Regions from separate parts of the Homo sapiens genome. Here region 2 is linked to region 1. The links are chromatin loops, found by intact Hi-C in ENCODE. Cell type or tissue: heart left ventricle. All regions are shown on one strand. Links, peaks and the distances in the headings refer to the core of each region. The heading gives the core; the rest is flanking DNA. Region 1 overlaps SH3RF3 (SH3 domain containing ring finger 3). Region 2 overlaps SH3RF3 (SH3 domain containing ring finger 3).

Evidence for each region. Peaks named below come from ENCODE experiments on the same cell type or tissue, not always from the same donor. Only the 100,000 strongest peaks of a DNase experiment are listed, where the experiment ranks them.
Region 2: it touches region 1 in a loop (2.0-fold over the local background); 7 of 110 quality-filtered maps call a loop at or near these places.

Annotation. Positions count from the first base shown.
Region 1 is chr2:109,348,247-109,351,151 of GRCh38, forward strand. All of the region lies in intron 2 of SH3RF3 (SH3 domain containing ring finger 3), which reads left to right. It also overlaps a transcript of RANBP2 not described here. Among named protein-coding and RNA genes, the nearest start is that of MIR4266, 36 kb to the left of the region's middle. RefSeq lists an enhancer at 796-865. In heart left ventricle, for the core only: no CTCF peak of the experiment used is centred there; DNase peaks (open chromatin) are centred at 1,544 and 1,987; H3K27ac peaks cover 567 bases.
Region 2 is chr2:109,481,906-109,484,810 of GRCh38, forward strand. The region is part of intron 8 of SH3RF3 (SH3 domain containing ring finger 3); the gene reads left to right. It also overlaps a transcript of RANBP2 not described here. Among named protein-coding and RNA genes, the nearest start is that of SEPTIN10, 130 kb to the right of the region's middle. In heart left ventricle, for the core only: no CTCF peak of the experiment used is centred there; a DNase peak (open chromatin) is centred at 1,486; H3K27ac peaks cover 1,963 bases.

The DNA of each region.
Region 1 (2,905 bases), core at 84-2,583:
TTAACCTGAGTCATGGCTCTAAGCGCTGACCCAGGTGCAGCAGAATGACGCCTTTCCAGGACTCTTGGGGTCCTGTGAGAGGGGCTCATCAGGGGAAACTGCTACAGAGACCCTGGTCAGCTCACAGGGAGATGATAGCTGGGGTCTCACATCTGTGCATCACAGCCCTGTCCTCTAGGGCACCTGAGGCAGGGCCACCCTGGTGCGTAGGGATCCCTGTGAAGCAAACATTTGGGAGCAAACAAAATAGCACTGACAGGTGAAATTGAGTAGGAGGGTTGGGTGAGGTGCAGAAGAGACTGGTTCTGGCTGTCCTGGCAGTTGCTGTTGAATAATCATCTGCACCAAGTGCTCGGCCAATAAGCTCACACTTGGTCTTTACAGCTGTCCCAGGTTCCAGGGGAAGTAGTTGGAACCTCGTTTTCTCCATGTGTAAACCAAAGCTCTGAGAGGCTTTGTAACTTATCCAGGCTGCTTGCTGGGTCCTCTCTCCCTCCTGCTTCCCCTTCCTCCTTTCCATCTTCATCTCCTGTCTCTTGTGTCTCCTCCATCCCCTGCCACTGCTGCACCTGCTCCCCGCCGCCCCCAGATGTAAATGACAGAGCCAGAATCCTAATGCAGATCTCTGATGTTAACACTCAGCATTCTTCCCACCTCCCTACACAGGGAATTCTTCCCTTATGTCGGCCTCACTGTATTTTAGATGCCCAGAAGTTGTTGTTTTCTCTCTCCTCACTCGTTCTGTCTTGCCTGTGTCTCTCTGTGTCAGTATTTCTCTCTCTCTCTCTCTCACACACACACGCACAGAGTTGTAAATAACAGAACTAGAATTCTAACTCGAATCTCTGCTTCTAAAGCCCACATCCTTCCTGCCTCTGAGAGGCCATTGCTCTCTCCCCCATCTGCTGAGTGCAGAGCTCGAGGTGGCACTCTCTGGAGGGCGGTAGGAGAACCATGCACAGTGTTTTTGAGCAAAATTGGCATGTCCTGCGTACAGCTGCTATTTATGTCTTGTTCTATTGTTCAGCCTGACAATGAATAATCTATTTTTCATTCAGGGATTCAACTCCTTCTCCCTTCCTTTTATCAAGGTGTTCTGATGCTAATTCCGATTGTCATCTGGCTGCACAGCTTCCCGGGAAACTGCACTGGTGCCTCCCTCCCTCCCCACTCAGTCGGAGGGCGAGAGCAACAGCTTCCTGGGGCTATTTTTAGGCACACAGAAACCCAACTTGCTTCTCTGCCCAGTGGACTCTTCCCCCTAAGAGAAGACCTGGGACCACTGGTGCCCCAGGTGGTCACTCATGACCAAGAGCAGGGACCTCTGAACTCTCAGGGTCCGGTCAGGGCCTTGCTAAGGAGACAGACCCCATAATGGCTCTAGGCTTCTCCAGGCTTGGCGGGCTCCAGGCTGCAGAGCCGAGGCCCTCCTCCAGGGGCCTCACAGGAGGAGGCTCTCCACTCGGGAGAACCCACTGTGAACGGGCTGTCGCAGGGCCCTGGAGCCTCTGGGTAGGCCTGCTTCTCTGGGCAGAAGTGACTGCCTGCCTTTCCTGTCATCACCATATAACCTGCTGCATTCCACGGGCCTCTGCCCAGGATGTGCAACCCCAGGCTGAAGGCTAGAGCCCACTGGACAAGAGGACAAAGGGCACCTGCCCATTTATTCCACAGAAACATACCGGGCCCTGACTCTGTGTCGGGTACTAGACCTGCTGCTCTTCTGGAGCCCAGAGTCAGGTGCGGGAGACAGGCCAGTGGAGAATGTGCAGAAGACAGGCCAGAGGCTCACGAGCTGCATCGGATCACCAGGGGCAGGCCGGGCATTTAGTGTGGGCTCCTGAGTAGTCAGTGATGGAATTCCATGTTCCATATTTCACAAGAAACAGTGAAATTAGAGCCATCAGGCTTAGACTCATTCTGCGGTTGGCATGTGGGGTGGGGGTAGCCGAGCAGGGGTCCATCTGTTCCCAAGTGGGCAATGTCACCATGGCTGCCCAGGCTCTCTGGAAGGTGACCTCTTGGTTGAATTGAGGTCAGAGGCGCCAGCCACGGGAGGCCCAGCATCTCCTGTTACAGGATCTGTGACGGCTCCCACAGCAGACAAGGGGGAAGTGTCATATCACAGATTCTTTGTTCAAGGACTTTCTTTACTTGAATCCTGTGAGTTAATGTGGAGAATTAGAGGCCTCTGGGTGTGATCCCCAGAGGGACTTGTGCTGTGACACGACCTTCCTGCCATGCTCCTATGCCCACTTTGACCCTCTGACCCCCAAAGGGCGAGGTCGGGCAGAGATTGGCCACCCCTGCTACCTGTTCTGTCCTGTTGCATCTCTCACTCCTCAGTGTCCGCAAATAAAGGCTCCAAGAGACATGGGCAACTCCATGTGACTCTCCGCTCAGTTCCTGTTTTCCCCCACGGTGGGTCCGACCCACCTTACTTCCCCCATGCCTGGCATGCAGCTGAGACGCACACACTGGCTCTGACAACCTCCATGTGAATCAGACCTCCAGGAACCAAATGATTCCAGTGCTGCAGCGTAGGTGCTGGTTCATGCCAGCTTGGTCTCCCCTCTGGGGAATGTTTTTATTCTTTGGATATGTTCCATTCCTGAGTCAGAGAGGAAAGAAGGGTCTCTGAAAGCTACAATGGTATAACCTGCCTTTATACAGCATCACTGTGGCAGACTGATGGAGTTTAAATTAGGTGGATCAAAGCAAGATTTTTACCTTTGGTGTTTGCTTTTGAATAGTCCTGTTAAAGTGGCATTAATTAAAGTCCTTCTAAAATCTAGTTTCTGCTTTATTTCAGAAGAGAATGAATAATCAGTTTTTGTAAAGCAGCTTTAAAAAGTGATATTTTATTACTTCTTAGTAGCCCGACTCCAGAAAGCTGGGCATGTGC
Region 2 (2,905 bases), core at 166-2,665, 130 kb after region 1:
TGGAGTTTGGTAATGGTCGTTGTATGTGAATGCCTCTGTGCTCCCCTACAAAATGACTGAAGCAGACTCAGACCTCAACGGTGCATTCTAGGGATGCCTTCCAGTTACTGAATGGCGTACTGGGGTTATGTGCATTGCCTTGCTTAATTTTCACGATAAGGCAGTAGAGCCACAGTTAAAATTTGGCCTCAGCAAGTCCCGGGTTCGAATGCGGCTTGTGCAGCTTTTGAGTTGATTACCCTGTGTCTCTTGTTCAGCATCTCAGAGCCTGTTTTTTCTTCAGGGCTGCTTTGAGAATTCAGTGAATGAATGTATGGGCAAGACTTAGGACAGTGCCCGGCTCATAGTCAGCTCTCAAGAAATAGGTCTCAGCATAGTAATAATTATCATTATATTTAGATAATTATGTAGTCCGTTTTACACATGAGGGAAGTGGGGCTAAGAGCAGTTCAGGAACTTGTTCAAGATCAGCCAACTAATAAATACCAGGGACACCCAGCTCCATCTGTTGCCAAAGCTGTCGCAGCATCACGCACTTCCCGCAGAACACCGTGCTGTGGCTGTTTATCTTCTTGAAGTTCCTCAGGGAGTCAGTCTCTTTTGTTTCAGGAGCTCCCTGACACCGTGGTGAACTTGGCCGGTCATCCAAACCCACTCCCGCGCCCAGCCCGGGGCCATGACCCCTAAGAGGGGGAGAGCAGTGTTCATTTTGCTCTTCACCATCGTTTTGAGTGCTGTAAATGGTAATAATCCTGATGCCCAGGGCTCAGCTTCCAAGAACAAGGATGCCCTCAGCTCCCTGTCCCTGCCTGCACCTCCGGCTGCTTCCTCTCCTGCAGGAGGAAGGGCAGGGAACAACTGCTTCACCACTGATAACAGCAAGAGAGCAACACGATGCGGCGGTCACGTCTTCCACCAAAAACAAGCTAGAGAAGCACAATAGCTCAGCACTTCACTGGCTGCTGCCTCCCGTTCCCTGCTATTTTCATGAACCAATTTTCTTTATCTTCTGTCTTTGGCAAGGGCAGCATTTTTGAAGATGCATGTTAATGTTTAAAATACCCAATAGCTGGTGCACAATTTTTCTGTTTCTTTTAATTATCTCGTTCACTTTTTCCTCTGTATTCATTGTAGATCTTCTATTCCTCTGCCCTCTCTAAAAATGCGTTGCATATTTATATTGTTATAAACCCTCCTGTGCTCTTCCAGTAACTGTTCTCAGCATAACCAGAGAGGTGCCCTTTCCCCACTAAAATTTTAACAGAGCACAGCTTTTAATTACCTTTTCCCCATCTCCGACAGGAAAATTTCCGAACATAAAATAATAATCAAAAAACTTCCAAGTATAACTTGCAACCCGAGAGCCAGACTCAACAAAGATAAGTCCCCGTTTCTTTCTTCTGAATATCTAAAGTTTCCTGCAAGCCCCAGTGGTGCCTCTCACATGTCCCAGGCCTCTGGCCAGGTTCCAGCCTCACTCACTGCTTGCTAGATGTCCCACTGGAGCGTATGCTCTCGGTGCCCAGCAAGAAAAGGTGCTCCCTTCTCTGAGCCAGGCCTCCCCGCAAGACCTTGGCACCTTCCGCCTGTTTTCCTGACTGCCTGTGGGTTGAGGTGGCATATGAGAACTACTTGACTGTCTTTTAAAACTCATGTTGCTTCCTTTGACTTCCTATCTGCTGTGTCGGCCAAAATACTGTTATTCAACAGATTGCTAGAGGGTGGGAATTGGCATAGAGTTTGGTATAAAGTCAAGGCTGGACACACAAAGGAGTCCCTGGCCATGCAGGCACAGAGCACATTCTTGTGGCTGTCACCCAGCTGTGCCACATGAGGTCACAGTCCTTCGACCTGCTGTCTCCATGCCTGTCCCCTCCCCAGGCTGCAGGCGCTGGGGTTGCCTTCCCTGTAAACTCCTCCTGTGACTGTCCCCATCAGCAGCCCCACCATCCCCTGCTTAGCTGGCTTGGCTCCTCAGAAGCACCTCTGCAGCCAGGGCCACATCCTGCTGACTGCATGGCCTTCAAGCCCCCCACAACCCCCGCCATCCCTGTGCCTCCACCTCTATCTCAGCTCCTTGGATGCTCCCAGCGTCCACCAGACAACCCCAGCCTCCTCAGTTGGCCCTAGAGGCACCAAGGTGTGCCATCCTCTGGCCTTTCTTTTTTTTTTTTTTTTTTGAGACCGAGTCTCGCTCTTGTCTCCTAGGCTGGAGTGCAGTGGCGTGATCTTGTCACTGCAACCTCTGCCTTCTGGGTTCAAGCGATTCTCCTGCCTCAGCCTCCCAAGTAGCTGGGATTACAGGCGCTTGCCACCACGCTCAGCTAATTCTCATATTTTTGGTAGAGATGGGGTTTCACCATGTTGGCCAGGCTGGTCTCGAACTCCTGACCTGAGGTGATCCGTCCACCTTGGCCTCCCAAAGTGCTGGGATTACAGGCATGAGCCACCCTGCCTGGTCATCCCACTGCCTTTCTTACCTCACCAGGCACCTCGACCCTTGGCCCATCCACACTCTGGCCCGCACCTGCTTTTTGCTAGATTTACCTGTTCCACACCTCTGACCACTCCCTTGGCCACATCACTCACCAGCCCAGGCCTTTTCATTATCCCTATATCAGCCCAGCTCTTGAGGCCCGCCCCCTCCTGTGGAGTTACCTCCTGCCCTATCAGCTAATCAACAGCAAAGCTTCCCTGGTCCATCATATCTAGTACCATTGTTTCAAAACAACATTGCAACTTTCTCCTTTTTATTTTTCCCCTCTTAAATTAAAAAGAAACTCACAAGTGATGCAATAAATCAAATAACAGAAAAGGGTATAACAAAACTGAAGTACTGCCCTGTCTCCCTCTGACCCTGCCTGCCCTGAGACCTGGTATCAACAGTCGAGGCCCTGTTTATTTC